2 separate regions of the Mus musculus genome follow, and region 1 is linked to region 2. The links are chromatin loops, found by intact Hi-C in ENCODE. Cell type or tissue: left cerebral cortex. All regions are shown on one strand.

Region 1 (8,000 bases), 340 kb before region 2:
TTGAGTGATAAAACCGGGAAACAACAAAAATGGAACACATTAGATCCATATGCTAAACATGTAGGTGTAAAATAGAACACAATAGATCCATATGTTGAACATGTAGGTGCAACATGGTGCATTTTACAATCCCACTTGCACATGTATGTATATCAAACATTTTAAGGAAAGCTGTTGTGTAGGGGTTCACACCTGAAGTCCAGTGCTCAGGAGGTGGAGGCAGGAGGATCAGGAGTTCAAGACCAGTCTTGGCTACATAGCAAGTTGGCGTTCAAAAATAAAAGAGGGCTGCCATCAAGGGTTCAAGAAAGAGTATGAAAATTAATATATGTTATACATAATGTAATATATGCTATATATAATAACATATATATTTGTTACAAGAGAGAAGCGTTACAAAGACTGGTAGTGACAACTTGCCTTAAACTGACAAATGTGTTTAATTCAGCTCTCCCCACCTAGGAGTTGCATTTGTAAAAGAATGTGTCTGTGTATTAGATATATATGTCTATGTGTCTATAATATAGGTGTCTCTGATGTATTAAAGTGTCTAAAAAAGTATAGACTAAAATACTAATGATAGTTATGGCTGGGGATGAAGATAAAGGGGAGCCTTTGCAATGCCAAATAACTACTACATAATAAGTCAAATACTTCTGCTGTTAGACAAACGTATAACAGTCTACTAAAACTCAGCTGCCTGTGTGGCCAGTCATTTTATTGTTTTTCCAAAATGTTCCAAAATAGCTCTGGAACAAGACCAGTGGGACCACCAGATATCTATCTAGCCTCACCCTTCTTCCCATGCAAATCAAGACGAACCCTCCAATCCAGCTTTGGCAAAACCTTCCCTGGAACTCAGGATAACAGGGCCTCCTGCTCCTCCACTGGGGAAAGGAGGGTGGCTCCCTGAGAGTCAAACTCAGAACCTCCTTTCAAAAGCTGCCGTGGATAGCAGATGCCAAAACAAAAGGTCCCACCTCGAGGGTGGAAATGCTATTTGCGGCTTTGTAGACACAGGTGTTCTTCCAGGCGACTGGAGAACTACAGTGCAGGACTGTGCACAGCCAGGAATAGCTTCTCAGAAGGCCCTTCTCTCAGAAGCCAGCTCCGGAGGCCTCAGTGTATGTTCTAACTATAGTTGGCAATGCAAACCAAAGAGGCCAGTAGCCTAGCTCAGGATGAGGAAAGCCATTCCTGATTTATGATCCTTGCTTCCAAGGAAGACCAGGAATTCACAACTCACTTTGTTTCTTTCCTTTGTGCTTATTGAGCTCAGCGCTAGAGCAGTTCCCCTTCCCCATCCTACTAGCTCCCATGGAAAGCTCTCAGAATCACCGTGGGGCGCAAATCACCTACTGACGCCATCCTCAGAGTTAGAAGACATGTGGAGACATCTGGCCTGAGAATCTAAAGGTTAAAATTATCTCATTTTACTCCCTATGTCTTCATAGCATCAAAATAGCCTGTAGCACTTGGGTGCATAGCCACGTTCCACCACTCGCTGTGTGACCTTGCCTGAGTTACTTCACCTCTCTGAAGTTCAGCTTCCTTATCTACTAAGAGAGATAATAACACCTCCTTCAGAAAGCTACTGTAAGAACTTGGTGAGATAAGGTATAGAAAGTGGCTAGAAGAATAGTTGACACCAAGCAAGAACTAAAAAAAGAACTGGTTTCTGGCCCACCCCATCTCTCCTTTCCACCCTTAGCTGTTCAGACAACCTGCTGGTGCTGAACTTTCTAGAAATCGTCTGGTACCCTTGGTTGATTACAAATGGGTGATACCATTCCCACAGCCAGCAACAGTAGCTACAGATTAAAAAAAAAAAAAAAAAAAAGAACTGTGACTATTTCTTAGCTGTGGACAGGTTCAAATCAGCTCACAAAATGACTCAACACCGTTGATAAATGATGTGTTCTTGGCATCAGGAGGCCCTATCCCAATAACCTTCAGCACCTTATGAAGAAAAAAAAAAATCCCGAAGGCCAGTTGAACAGCCTCCAGAGAAGGGCCCGAGGCTTTGTGGTGACCTTTAGTTAATCCCAAGTGCTCCAGCAGGCTGGTCATAAGAGGGTCTCTGTCTGCTCAGAAATGTCTCAAGTCACAGGTTTAGCAATAGGAACGACTCCAGCAGAGCAGCTGTCTGGTTCCTCTCCGGGCTGAACCACCACAGTTCTACTTGCCTTGAATTCCCTGAGGTCATAAGACTCCCTCAGACGAAGGCTAGATGCCTGTTCCCAGCTGCCCCTAAGCCGGTGCCCAACCTGTCTTTGGCGGCTTTGTCTGGTAGGTTGAAGTTCTGCCAGAGTAAGGTTTTGGCTGAAGGGCTCTGTGGCTACGGGACAAACCTTGGCTTAAAGAAAGAACTCGAGTGAGTGGCTTTGAGCCTCTGTCGGTGAGGCCAAGGTGGTCTCTGCTCTTCGCAGTTTCCGCAACCCCTTCAGACCCCCCCCCCCCCAACCCACTGGCACAGCAGTTGCAGGATTGAAACTTCTGATCGTTTCCTCTTTCATGCGTGCCCTGTGCCTCTTCAGTGCCTGGCAAAGTTCCATGCGAATACTTAGCAAGAAGTCCTTGTGGCCAGGATGGTCTGTGCTGCATTTATGATCTACTGGGGCTGGGTGCTCCAGGAAATTGTTAAGATCAAATAGGACACGGAACTGGATGGGACTGATGCTTCCTACAGCCAGAGGCGAGTCTATGTGCTATAGGCTGCTTTCTTCTGAAGCAGGAGCTGCTTCTATCAGGTTGTGTGTAGACTCAGACAAAGGACCAGCGCATTTCATTGTGTATATAGGCTTCTGTAAGGAAGAAAACATCTAGTCCCACGGTCCGGGTTCTGAAATGCCCTTCCCAAACCAAACTGCTTCCAGAAACCCTGAACTAGCTGGAGGTACAGGCAATTCAGCATCTCCAAACGGCTAGCAAAACTTTCAGGAAAGCACAATAATTGGTCTTCAGGGATTGGCTGAGTGAGCCAATTGGCCAGGCCTCCTAGCTAGACAGGTACATGGCGTCACCTTAGCCTCCTAATCTTATAGTCCCTGTGCCCTGGGCCTTCAAGCTTAGAGGCTAGCATTCCTCACTGGATACAGAGGTGACTGAAAGCACGGAGGAAGGAAAGAGGGAGAGAAGGCTAGATAGAAGTGAAGGCAGCATGAAAAAAGGCTTGGGAAAGAGGAAGGAAGAGGAGAACTGGAAGGGGAGACGAACAATGAAGGTCTCAGGCCCTCGGAGGCGCACGGTTCCGGCTGCACGTCCATCCGCCCGCCTCCGGCCAGCAGCTGCTCGCCGCGCAGCGTGTGGGCGCTGAGTCACTGCCCCTGCACAGCAAGCCCGCGTGCAGGTCGGGGAAGGGGGGAGAAGACGAAGGGAGGGGAGCCCAGTTGGCATCTGCAAACTGCTTTTTCCCCCCCTTTCTTTCCTCTTTCATTAAGACTATGTGCTGACTCCCACGTAGAAGAACTTATTAAACCGCACGTACTACTCTACCGCTCTTTGGGGGAGCACGCATGGTGGCCAGCAGGGGGCGCTACAGCCCCGCTTATGGACGTCAGGGCCCAGTGAAGACTTGGGCTGCTAGCTGAGGGTTTCCCAGAGCTGCTGTGCGAACGTTTTGCGGGTCCCCCACCCCCGGTAGCTTTTAACACCCACAGTTGGAGCATAAACTCTACTTAGAAAGCCTTGGATATCAGTTTAAGTCTCCAAAGAGCGCCTTAGCTCAGGTCCAGTGAGCAACCCTATAAAATTGGGAGTATATTGCGCAACTTAAGGAGCCCAGGCTCGCCTATTAGGGCTCACCCTACCCTACCCGGTCTGGTTGCCATGCAAGGAGGTGAACTCGGGTATCTCAGAGAACTCTTGACTCCCTCCCAGGACACGCGCTTTGTGCATCCACATGGACACCAGAGCTCACAACAGGTAAGCCTTGCTTAGAGAGGTTGCTTTGCACCCACAATGCAGTTCAATCTTCCCAAAACAAGAAGCAGAATCTCAGCACTTCCAGGCCGACCCAAACCCAGACCACCATCCTTCCCCAAATGCATGAACCGAGAATGAATCAGCATTGAGACAGTTTATTGGTTTGCTTTTTCCCAGATCACATATTTTATGTAAATAGATTATAGGAAACACAATGTTTTTTCTTCATCCACAGGCGATAATCAGGCGCTCTCCACCTTACACACACACACACACACACACACACACACACACACACACGGAACCAAACAACCTTACACCTTGCTGAGACATTCACGTCTTAAAATAGGGGAAGGTGACAATATAATCACTTTAAAATGCCCTTAATACAATATATAACGTACAAAAATATCTCTATATATTTGAAGTTACAAAAAAAAAAACCTTGACAGCAACAAACTTAAATACTATAGTTACCTTTGGCTGGACAACAAGCATTGCACGTTCCTCGCTAGGTTTTGGAAAGTTCAAGTAGTAATGAGGCTTATGCCCCGTGAGAAACCAGTTTATGAGCGGGCAAGGCAGTGGCTCAGACCCCTGCCCGGAGAGTATCAGCCTGTAAGTCTCGGTTTCTGGCATGAGCCTGGCTTGGTCTTGGGTTCCTCTGCCTCCCCTAGGGGCAGCCAGGCAGATCTCTGCAGGATTGTCTCAGTCCGCCCCGGTGCGAAGTTCTCTGATTCCGCAGGCGCCAACGGGATACTCGCCCGACTGTTCAATGCTGTCACCCGCACCTATATCCTAAAGAGTCTGGAGATGTGCGCCCAGGGGCCTGGGGCTGTGTGTGTCTGCTCCTGGGAGGACTCCACAGTCCGGGACCGGAGGACCTCCAGCAGGGAACGCCGGCGCCGGCGGCCATAGCCTTGAGGGCTGATCTTGTTTCTGGGAGCCATGCCGTCCTTGTCTTTGTCTGTTAGCTGGTAGATCTGGTGGGCCAATTTCTGAAATGTGCAGGTCCCGAAGCGGCATCCATTGCTGCGGGAACCCTGGTTCATGCTCTGGCGGTAGCGTTTGACACGAATGTGGGCTTCGCTCTGATTGCTGTGAAGAAGGAAGGACACCTCATCAACCGGGGCTTTGGTCCCAACCACCTGGGACCGGAGCCATGCAGTACCCGAGGGACCTGGAACCCGTTCCCTCCGCCGGAGCCTCAGCTGCAGTGCAGCCAGGACAATCCCCAGGGTCAGAGTAGTGGAGAGGGCACATCCTCTGCAGAGAGCATAGTTACCTGGCTTGTAGGGGGCCAGTTGTGTTCTGCTCGTCCAGGAATGGATCAAGAGTCTGGGTAGGAACTGTCGTCTCATCAGCGAGTCCCGTAGGGTAGCTGCTGGATGCTTGTAGTTCCCTCTTCCCACGACTTAGCGCCCACTTATTCCACCTAGAAAACACAAGCAGATGCGTTTGGCCTAAGTTCAAGTGATGTCCCAGCCAGCTCCACTCCCTTTGTAACACCTCCAGACCATCTCTCAGTTTTCTCTCATTGCCAGGTATTCAAAGTGAAGAAAGAAAGCACGGCCCAAACTCACTTCTTTCGGAACTGCGAAGGAGTATCTGGCCCTGCAGTGTCCGCGCCTAGGAAAGCGAGTGAACCCAATAACATCAGGGTGATGGAAACCAGCTTCATTCTGTGGCGATGCTCTGATACCCTGGAAAGGAACAAGACACCGAGTGTGAGCAACCGGGCCAGCAGCACGATCCCGTCAGCACGCGAAGGGTGGCGGCAGGACGGGGAGCCGCTTGGCAGCGCTCTTCCTGGCTCAGCTGCTTATCTCCCCCACTGGCGCAGAGAAACACCGGAGATTTTTGCGCTGGCCGGGTGGGTGACAAGCAAGGCAAAGGAAGCCATTGAGAAGTGCCAGGCTTCCAGAGGTTTCCAACTAAAGTCCCAGGATCTCAGCCCAAGGAGGAGGGGGGATCTCAAGAGAGCTCCAGCTGTGCGCATGAGCTAGACCTGGGCAATGAGGTGTTCTCTACATTGGATACCCTAAAGTGGGTTGTTCCCCCTTGTCCAGCTCTGCAAGTTTTGGGGCTTTGGCAAAGCCGTCCCCCTCCCTAACATGCTGGAGGCCAGCGGTTCCTACCTGATAAAGGGGTGCGTTGTCAAGCACTTGAAGCAGAAAGAAGTCCTTCTGACAGTAGCAAAACCCCAAAGTCCAAGATTGACTGCGATGAGAAGCCGAGAAACCAGGAGCGGGAGCGGTAACGCTGGAGTTGCTCTGTCTAGTGTCACCAAGAAACCACTGACTAGTGAGCACCAGCTCCAGCGTCTTATAAGCGCTCAGGGGCGGACGGTGGGCGTGGTCAGATTTGCCCTGGAGTCCTCCCTCTCCAGCGTGCTTGCTTCTAAAACCAGACCTGCCCTGCAGCTTGCCTGTGGGTATGGGGGGTAGGGGTAAGAGGTCCCCTGTGGCTAGACATCTCAGAGATCCGCTCTGAGAGATTAGACTGGAGCAGGACTTCCCTTGCCCTAATTTCCCAGCATAGAGTTCAAACAGTGAGAAGGGAAGGGGAACCAGAACAACTCGGGTGGGGTGAATCCTTTGCCCATAATGTGTACAACCCAGAGTGCTGATCTGAGCTTCCTGGACAGTGCTGCAAGAACCGGGAGACGGGTGGGACACATGGATAACCAAAACCCCGGACTTGGGGAGCTGTGACCTCAAATGGACCGCGCCCCCTGCCGGCTTAGCACCTGACTGAGCCTCGACCCCCATCTGTGCCCGCAGGGTACACCTGGAAGGGAGAGGCTCAGTCTCCAGTGACTGGGACTGAGGGGTTTCTCGATAGACTAGCCAGTACGGATTTCGTAATAAGGGCAGAACTGGGAACAGCTGAATTGGAAATTGGGGTTTGGAGAGGGTAGTTATCTGAAAATTCAGAACTCACATTCCTATTTGGAAATACAGGAATAGCCAAAATTAGGAAGAGAGATAGTTTTGTTTTCTTCCTTGTGATACTATTATCCCTTATAAGGCTATGACCTGCGAGTTGACCTGACTGCCTTCATTCATCCATCATAAACGTGAGGATTGACTGACTGGGAGCACACTAATGCCTCACATATGTTAATCACTTTACAGTTGACAAATCCCAGCCAGATCCCAATCGCTTTTGATCTCTACACTCCCGAGCTGGTGTTCTCTTGAATTAAAGTGAAGTGCCGAAAGGGTAAGTCTATTGCCCAGTCACACTAAAGGTGGGAAGCTGTAGAGTCTGGACTCAAAAGACTGGGGCACAGCGGCTCGGTTTTCTGGCTGGGGTCACCATTCTCATCAGGTGGGGGGAGAATGCCGGCCCCCGCCTAGCCCAGAGATATGTGCTAATTCACGATGAATCAGTTCGAACACGTTTGCCACGGGCTGGTGCTCTTCACAGATCCGTGAGTTCACTTTCTTCCCTTCTAGGGCCAAACTGGGCGACAGGCGTAGCTCCGCATGCAGGTCTCCCGGAAGGTCCCGAAGCTAAAGACATGACCTACGACAGCTCCTAGCCCCCAGCCCTGGTGATGTGGACACAGACAACTCATGTCCTCTTCCTGGCGACCCCGGCAGATCTCCCAGTGTCCTACCTTATCTGCCTCTAAGTGTTAGACCAAGAGCAAAACCGACTAGGCATTCCTGTCCCGCGGACCTTGCTCACAGCGCAGACTATGCTAAGCACTGCTGGTTCAGCCCGTTTGTCACCCTCCAGACAACCATGGACATTGCACCTGGGGGAGAAATGGCCGCGCCGAGATTACTTATCCTCCTAAAACTGCAAAACGGAGTTCCCCCTTGGGCAGGGGACAGATTCCCAGGTTCTGCTTCTGGTAGGGGCTTGGGACACGGATGTTGAAAGGGCTGCAGCTAGGCGAACTGGCCCGCCTTAGGGCCTTCTGGGCCGTGGGACAGTCACCGCAGCAGCCCTGGCCAGTGGCTAGCCTGTCTGCACCAAGCAGCACATGTAGCACAGAACCCTAGAACTTGACCCTAGAACTTTTTCTCGCTTCTGTCCCGTTCTGTACCCTTCCTTTCATTTCA
Region 2 (8,000 bases):
AAGAAGAAGGAGGAGGCCTCAATTGTCCCCAGGATAGCATGTTAACATTAGTATCTCAATATAAAACATAAATGACTTTAAAGTCACACACCATCTCTATAAATTCAAACCTCCTTAAAAGTCAGGCCAGGCGTGGTGGCGCATGCCTTTAGTCCCAGCACTTGGTAGGCAGAGGCAAGCGAATTTCTGAGTTCCAGGCCAGCCTGGTCTACAGAGTGAGTTCCAGGACAGCCAGGGCTACACAGAGAAACCCTGTCTTAAATAACCAGAAAGGAAAAAAAAAAAAAGTTTAAAAGTTTCTCAACTGTGGAGTCCTATAAAGCCAAAATAAGTTAGATACTTCCTTACTTCAAGAGGAAAGAACCAGGCCACACTCACAGTCTGGAAAAAGCAAAAGTAAATTCCAGCAGTGTAAATATCCCAGGGTCCAATCTCTGCAATCCACTCACGGTTTTCTGGGCTCCTCCTAAGAACTAGGCTAACTTCTCCGGCTCCGCCCTCTGCAGCGCGCTCTCCACGCTGCTGCTGTCCTCAGCGGTCATCCCACGGTACTGGCATCTCCAATGTGCCAGCATCTTCTGCTGCCATGGGGGTGCACTTTTACCAATAACCACTCCTGAACTCCACTCACACCTCAGCTCCTCTCCATGACCTCTTCATTGTTGGGGTTTCCACTGCTCTGAGGCTGCACCCTAACCTATGGCCTCCGCGGCCTCTCACTCTGTCAAGCCTTAGCGCCTCTCCATGACCCCTTGATGCCTTCGACACCAGAGCCACCTGGGAGACCAAAGTGAGCAGCCTTGGCCACTGCTGGAACAGCCTCTGTCTGCTGACTCTGAGGAAACACTTCCCAGAAGACTCCACCTCAGCAATGCTGGTGTCTTCTTAATCACCGCTAATTTCTCGGCTCCAGCTAACCACCATCAATTGTCCCGGCAAAGCAACGGTTTTACCTCTGGTTCTGGCCTCTTGCTAATCACAGCCTATTCTTTAAGCCCAGCTGACCAGAACCACAGGTTCCTATTTAAAAATATGCAATGGCCCCAAAATAAGGGATTCTCAATCTTCCCTCCGGAAGTTCATTCGCAAGCCAGGCCTCTATCACCCCCATTCCTCTCAACTCTTATCTTCTAAGCTCCCACCGAGCAGCAGCTCACTGAGCTTTGAACACTCGATGGCTTTTCAAACCCAAAGTTCCAAAGTCTTTCCACAATCTTCCTAAAAATAACATAGTCAGTCTATCACAGCAGTACTCTGAAATCCTGGTACCAATTTCTGCCCAAGTTAGGATCACTGTTGCTGTGATGAGACCCCATGCCATAGCCCACAGTCTCATAGCACAGTCCCTTGTGGAAGGCAGGCAGGTAGAAACAGAACTGTAACCTGGAGGCAGGAGCTGATGCAGAGGCCGTGGAGGGCGCTGCTTACTGACTTGTTCCCCATGGCTTACTCAGCCTGCTTTCTTAGAGAACTCAGGACCCAGGGATGGCACCACCCACAATGGGCTGGGCCCTCTCATCAATGTTAATTAAGACAATGCCTCACAGGCTTGCCTACAGCCTGTTCTTATGGAGTTATTTTCCTCTCTCTCTGATGACTAGCTAGTGTCAAGTTGACCTAAAACTAGCCAGCACATTGTCCATGTGACAGCCTTTCGAAACACCCAGGTAGGGTGGACCCAGGAAAGATGGTTTGAGCACCGGGGGAGGCATCCAACCTGCTGCTCACCGGGAGAAGCCACAGGGAGCCTTTCCAACAGAAAAGGGCTGAGTCAGATCTTTATTTTAGAAAAATGCCTGACAGCTGTGAGCAGGGCAGGGCAGAAAGGACAGGTCTAAAGGCAGGATGTCAACTCCAGTAATACTACAACTGCTGAGCTGAATTGGGGGGGGGGGTGCCAAGGAAAGAGGATCCTACCGAGTCCCAGTGGGTACATCTTCAAAACATGCCACACCTAAGGCTCAGGGAAGAGAAAGATTGTAGGAGTCAGAGGACCAGAGATGGCTGTGAGACCCTGCCTCCTAGTCATTTCAGATGCTACTACACCCATGAAGTCTCACCAACATGGCAGCCTGAACATAAGCTGAAAGCAGACATCAACTATAGACATGCCAAAGTGGACAGGGAGCCCACGAGGCCCCAACCCTCCATAAAGAACTACAGGCAACTAAGGACTGCTCAAAGTCTTTCCCAAGGAAAAGCACACCAGCTGATTATCAAATGTCAAGTGGTCAGGCCTGAAAACATACAAACAAGTACCATTATCTACACTGAGCAGGTTATAGTTAGGAAAACATATGTGTACACACACATGCGCACACATATACATGCATATGTATGTAACAACAATTAATGGGGGAAAAAAGGAAGCCATGAATTTGAAAGAGAGCAAGGGGGTTGTTAGGGAGTGTTTGCAGAGAGGAAGGAGAAGGGGAAAATGATGTAATTACATTACAATCTCAAAAAATAAAAGAAATAATAAAAAAAGAAAAGATTCCAGAAACAAAGGAGTGGCCTGGGAGCAAGCCCAGGCCAGAGGGCTGTCCCTGCCAGATGAAGGACAGCCCGGCAGGGGGTCTGCGTTATGCAATCAGCAGGCAGGCCCCTGCCTTCCCCAAGAAGTGCCAGCCCAGAAGCTCTCCGCACCCATCTGTACCACCCCTGTGCCACAGTTCCAGGTGCCAAGCGGTGGCACTGACGGCTCCAGCCCCACAGTTCAAGCCTGGCTATGGGAAGCTGGGCCTCTGTTCATTTTCTCCAAGTCCACAGAGGCTGGGCCCTGGGCCCAGTGAAGTCACTGCCTGAGAAGCATCCCTGGCTCCCCGCCCACCCATGGAGGCTATATTTGGAGCAAGACAACTCCCTGCAGACACAGAGCATTGGACCCACCCTGAGGAGCTGCCCTGACCAATTTTACCAAGCAGGGAGGGGGGTGTCACCCATCTCTTCGTTTGTCTGTCCATTCATTCTGCTCGTATGTTCATTCAACAAGTATTTCTGACACACACACACACACACACCCCAGTACGAAGAAGCCGTGCTTTAGGCATACATTCTTATGTAGGCATGTGAGTATTTGCTTTTAAACAGGGATGGCAGGACAGACTCTCAGTGCCCTCCCTCAGAGCTGGCTGGCACCAGTGACTCACAGTCAGGTGCACCCTGTCTCTATGTACCTGTGTACACATGCGAGCCAGCACGCGCTCCCCAAGGAGTGACAGTGACTCAGCTGCACAAGGCATCTGGGTACCTGTGTGGATGTGTCTGTGGGCACAGCCCTGAGTCCAGGCTCTTGTTCCCTGAGGGTTGTGACTCAACTGCACATGGTGACCCAGGAGCCCACAGGCCAGCTGTGTCTTTTCAGCTTCCACCAACCTGACAAGCCAAATAGACAGTGTTGGGTGCAAATATTCTCTCACAGACCGTGCCTGGAAGACTGTGAGGCCAGGTGACCTTGGAAGGCCACAAAGCAGTAGCAGTTCCTATCCAACAGCGGTGGCCATGGAGCCAAGGCCCCTCAACCTCTTTGCTGATGCTTCCTGGAACCTCAGAGGTAACACCCCCTGACTCCATCAACACACGGAAACACCAGCCTCAGGAGTCACACACTAGGACCCAGGCCCAGGCATTAGAGTTGTGTTCTTCAAGCTGGCGGCACAGCCAATGTTCCTGCTATATCCCCCAAGTCTCTCTGTGGCAGCCTTGACAATCAACCAGCTTTTAGCAAGCTGAGACAGAGGCCGGGTGCTGACCCCTGGGGTTCCCCACAGGCAGCTGCCCCATCTTCACCTCTATGCTCCATCTGTCCCTGGCTGTCTCTGTCCTTATCTGTCCCCAGTCTATCTTTGTCTCTTCTCCCCGTCAGGCTGTCTACCACAGAGGCCTCACTAGAGCCGAGGTGCTGACAGAGAGGGGGTGTGGGGTGGACACTCAGTGTCCCTTTTTCTGCCTTATCAAGAAAACTGAAGTCATTGCTCAGGGGGCTCAAGCTGGAATTTCGCCCTAGATGACCTTCCTGGGTCTGGGGCCTCCACAGAGACAGCCCGGGTCAGAGAGTCAGGAAACAGGCCCCTTCTCTGTGGCTGCTGATCCTCCACCCTCCACCCTCCCCCATCCCCAAGGCGCCTCCAGCCAAAACTCCAAGCTTGCTGGCTTGCTCCCAGAAGGCATTGTAAAGGATGGTCAGACAGAAAGCTGTGGTGACCACACTGGACCAAGGATGCAATTCAGGGTCCCCTCAGCTCCCAAGGGAAAGTGCCAGGAGCCTCAGAGACAGAGAGACCATAGAACTCCCACCCCATGCCTTAGGCCTGCCTGCATTGTGGGAGTGGTGGGGGCCCTCTGGCACAGAGGACCCCTCATTTGGGCTTTCTGGTCCCCAGAGCCTGTGACTCCTTGGGGTGACTGACTACCTACCTTCCTGAGCCCAATTTTTCACATCTGTAAAATAGGTAAATCACGTGAACACTATGGGTTGGGGAGATTCGGTAAAATTAGGTGGGGTCTGGCTCCCGGCAGTGCTCAGAGTTTGGATTGTCCCCACTGACAGGATCCTGGTCAGCAGAACACAGGCATCGCAGTCTTAACCCGCGGACATGGTGCACGGCTGCCACCTGGCGGCCGCCTGGCCAGAAACACACAGATCCAACAGGCCTCCCTTCGGAATCCTTGCTGACTGTCCCAGGTGAGCTCACACCTGCTTTCCCATTTCCCACACTGGGTATCACACCACCTTGTGATAGAAAAAAATCTACAGAGTTGTTTGTTAGGAGAAAGAATTCAAACGAGCCTGTCTATCAAGAGTCCGGGAAGTCCCCTCAAAGGCATGTGGGGTGTTTTCCACTTAGTATCGGCTTTCCTGAAGATTCCTGGGAGAAATGGAGACTAGATGCCACTCAGAGCAGCAGGAGCTGGTCAACCCTGAAGAATCTGTGACCATGGCATAAACCTTCAGTAGCCACCCAAGAAGTCACAAGGTGCAGGAGCAGAGATGTGGATCCTGGGGACCTGCTGGGGTATAGCAGTCCTGGCCCCTTGAGATCCCCTCGACCACCGCTTGCTTAGAGGTAAAGAGCTAGGCTATGAGCTGACAGGAACTAGGTATTTCTGGGCCCCATTCTGGGGCTGTTTGGTTCATTCCTCCTTGGACGCCTCAGAAGTTGCACACCTGCCTCTAAGCATCTCGGATATTCCCCCAACTCTCCAGAAGCCTCGCATGAGCAACTTAATACAGACACCTGCCAGACGATCAGCAGAAATCCCCACCACATGGCCTGGCCTAGCTCAAAAGGAAAGTCCCTCACCATGTGACTTCCCCAACGGCATTGTGGGGTGTGGGGAGTGTCCCCACCAGCCTTTAAGGGGCAGATGGCCATCTTGTGCTCCAGGGGTGACACGCTGGGGACATCATCTGTGCAGTGCCATTCTGAGGGCAGACAGCCTAGTCTAACCCTTTCAGTTGACTCAGTGACTGTCTCCAGCAGCCCCAGGCAATCCCCTTCGAGCCTTGGGGGTTGGGGGTTCAGCTTGGTTGCAGGTGGGTTTTGACCTAACTGCAGAAAAGAACTTTGCCCACTAGTTGTTCCAGCACACTGTGATGAGTGGACAGCCATCTGAGAACGTCACCTTTCAATTCAGTGCAGCTGGGCCAGCAATCTTCTCCACGGAGTGCTGTCCTCAACCTTGTCCAGAGAAGCTTCTCTGCAGTGAGCAGCAGTAATGCAGAGCAATGCAGCAGTAATGCAGAGACTCCTAACTGGTCAGAGTGCTGACAGCAAGTGACTGTGGAGTGATCAGCCCCAACTGGAGCATCTGTATCAAGCCCATCCGGTGGCCCAGGGAACATCAAGGCAGAACAAGTGCAGGAGTTGGGGATGGGGAGGTGTGTTATGGAGCGCTGCGTTCTTGACCAGACACAGCCACTGTGCTCAGGGAGTCACGGCAGCCCATAACCAAGCCAGTAAGATCAGTCTTCATTCCGAAAGGCAGCACTGACTGGACTCAGTTACAAAAATGAAAGGAAAAAAAAAGTGGAGGAGGGGCATGCAGGGGCAGGGTGCAGGACAGGGGGTGGGGATGGGTATAATTGAGATACATTACAAACATATGAGATTGTAAAGAATAAATAAAAGTCTATAAAAGTAAACTTCACGTAAGGCAACTTACTGAGTTTAGTGTTTAAGCAGAAAGACACTCTTAAAGATCACATTCAGGGAAGGGACACACCTGCCTCCACAGTGGCTCTGCACAGACCCGGGGGCTCTGTAAGCAGGTTCAGGGCTTGAGGAAGACATGAGCTGCTGCACCCTCTTTGCTGGTCCACATGAAGCTGTCCTTGAGGAGGCTTTCTGTGGGCACAGTGTGTGTGTGCGCGCGCGCTGGAAGAAGTGGTTCTTATAGTGAAAAAGCAGGTCCCCCCAGAGGATGCACAGAAGGCTGGTTCAACACACCACGGTAATCTGCAGGAGGTGTTTCTCAGAAAGGGAGCACTGTCCTAATGCAGGAAACATCAGTTGTCAAAAACTCCTGGGTCAGCCCTGGAGTAAAGCTCAGAGCTAGGTATGTGTGGAAGGGGAGATGTAGCCATCCTGTCTCAGAGTCACAACTGAGCCTAGATCTATGTGACTGATGCCCGGACTCCTTCCCAGGTAAGTACTCTGATGCAAGCAGGGGTGGGAAGCACAGAACGCTGGAAAAAGCCCTTTCCTGCCATCACCAGCTTCCAGCTCAGAACCAGGGCTGCAGGCCTTGGGCCTCCGAGATGAAGTCTTTTCCCTAGTTCACATTCTCTGTAATCACTCATTGTATCCTTGTTTTCATAACCAGGAGTGTGCTGGCTGTAGTGGGTGCCTCGAACCAGCCTCGCTTGGAGAGTGCTGTCCATTCCTGTTAAGTCTTGCTGGCCCTTCTGAGGCTTCCAAGTCACCGGTCTTAGGTAGTGGGTATGTTTGTGGTGGACACTCAATTCCAATCCTGGAATGCTCTCCCCTGATATGAAACCCCTGCTCTGGCAGCCTAGGACAGCCTCACTCCCATTGGACAGACTTTGAGGGTGACATGGAGGTGGCAGCTGGTCTGAACCCCCAGTCTGTGATGGACCCTGTCCCTGGGGTGCTCCTGGCTAAAGAGCAGAGAGGAAACTCAGGAAGTGAGTCTCCCAGATACCACCTTCAGAAACCCAGGTTAGGCTACTGGTTGTGTTTGGGGGAGAACTGGGGTGAAGTGGGGAGGTGGGATCTGGACAGAGCTCTCCTTTGCTTACTCTAACAATCTCTCTGGCCCTCGCAACTGCCATACAGGAGGCAGACATAGAGAAAGGCCCACATTCCTGTGGGTGTATGGCCCTGACAGACTGTTTCTGCTCTAGTAGAAAATGGACAGGGAGGTTGAGTCTAGACTAGGGTTGGAATTTAGTGTCCGCCACAAATGTGCCCACTACCCAAGACCAATGACTTAGAAACCTCAGAAGGGTCAATGAGGCTTAACAGGAATTAACAGCAACTGCCCCCGAGCAGGGGTGATGCAAGGCACCCACCACAGCCAGCACACTCCTTCCAGTTATGAAAACCACAAATGTTTCCAGATACTGCCAAGTGTCCCCTCAGGAACAAGTGTCTGTACTTGAGAGCACTGCACTAGAGAAAGAAGGATGGTTTGACAAACACCTTTCTCTCCCTGCTCTCCTTCATGAGGGAAGACCAGCTTGCCAATACATAGTCAAGCTAGAACAAGGGACCGCTTCATCCACAGTACGAAGTTTTAATCTTGGTGACCATGTAAAACCAAATAGAAAACCACAAGGTTTATTCTAGTCAAAGACATAAAAATAAATAAATAAATTGAGAGAACAGAGACAAGAAGAAAAGACTTCAGAGGTAACAGCAACGATAGAGGTAGGTTCCTGAGCTGACCAAGGCTTCCCACAGCTGTGACTCACACCAAACATGAGGTCACAGCTAACTTCTTGAGGTCTTAACTCCCAAACCCAGTGTTTTCAGGAG

Evidence for each region. Peaks named below come from ENCODE experiments on the same cell type or tissue, not always from the same donor. Only the 100,000 strongest peaks of a DNase experiment are listed, where the experiment ranks them.
Region 1: it touches region 2 in a loop (8-fold over the local background); 41 of 42 quality-filtered maps call a loop at or near these places.

Annotation. Positions count from the first base shown.
Region 1 is chr7:110,625,884-110,633,883 of GRCm38, reverse strand. Adm (adrenomedullin) reads right to left here and starts at 6,227. Exons shown (of 4, transcript NM_009627.2): 1 at 6,063-6,227; 2 at 5,508-5,627; 3 at 5,210-5,359; 4 at 4,064-5,022. The coding sequence starts at 5,605. The coding sequence ends at 4,716. It overlaps Gm28863 (a long non-coding RNA gene), which reads left to right and starts at 2,978. Exons shown (of 3, transcript XR_003946665.1): 1 at 2,978-3,924; 2 at 5,469-7,149; 3 at 7,386-8,000. In left cerebral cortex, CTCF peaks have their summits at 3,520 (motif pointing right), 4,597, 5,679, 6,660 (motif pointing left) and 1 weaker place; DNase peaks (open chromatin) are centred at 5,392, 5,666, 6,252, 7,370 and 2 more places; H3K4me3 peaks cover 3,421 bases; H3K27ac peaks cover 298 bases.
Region 2 is chr7:110,283,647-110,291,646 of GRCm38, reverse strand. Gm32861 (a long non-coding RNA gene) reads left to right here and starts at 3,249. Exons shown (of 2, transcript XR_869865.3): 1 at 3,249-3,553; 2 at 4,550-6,145. In left cerebral cortex, a CTCF peak has its summit at 4,621 (motif pointing left); DNase peaks (open chromatin) are centred at 2,842, 3,173 and 4,607; H3K27ac peaks cover 324 bases.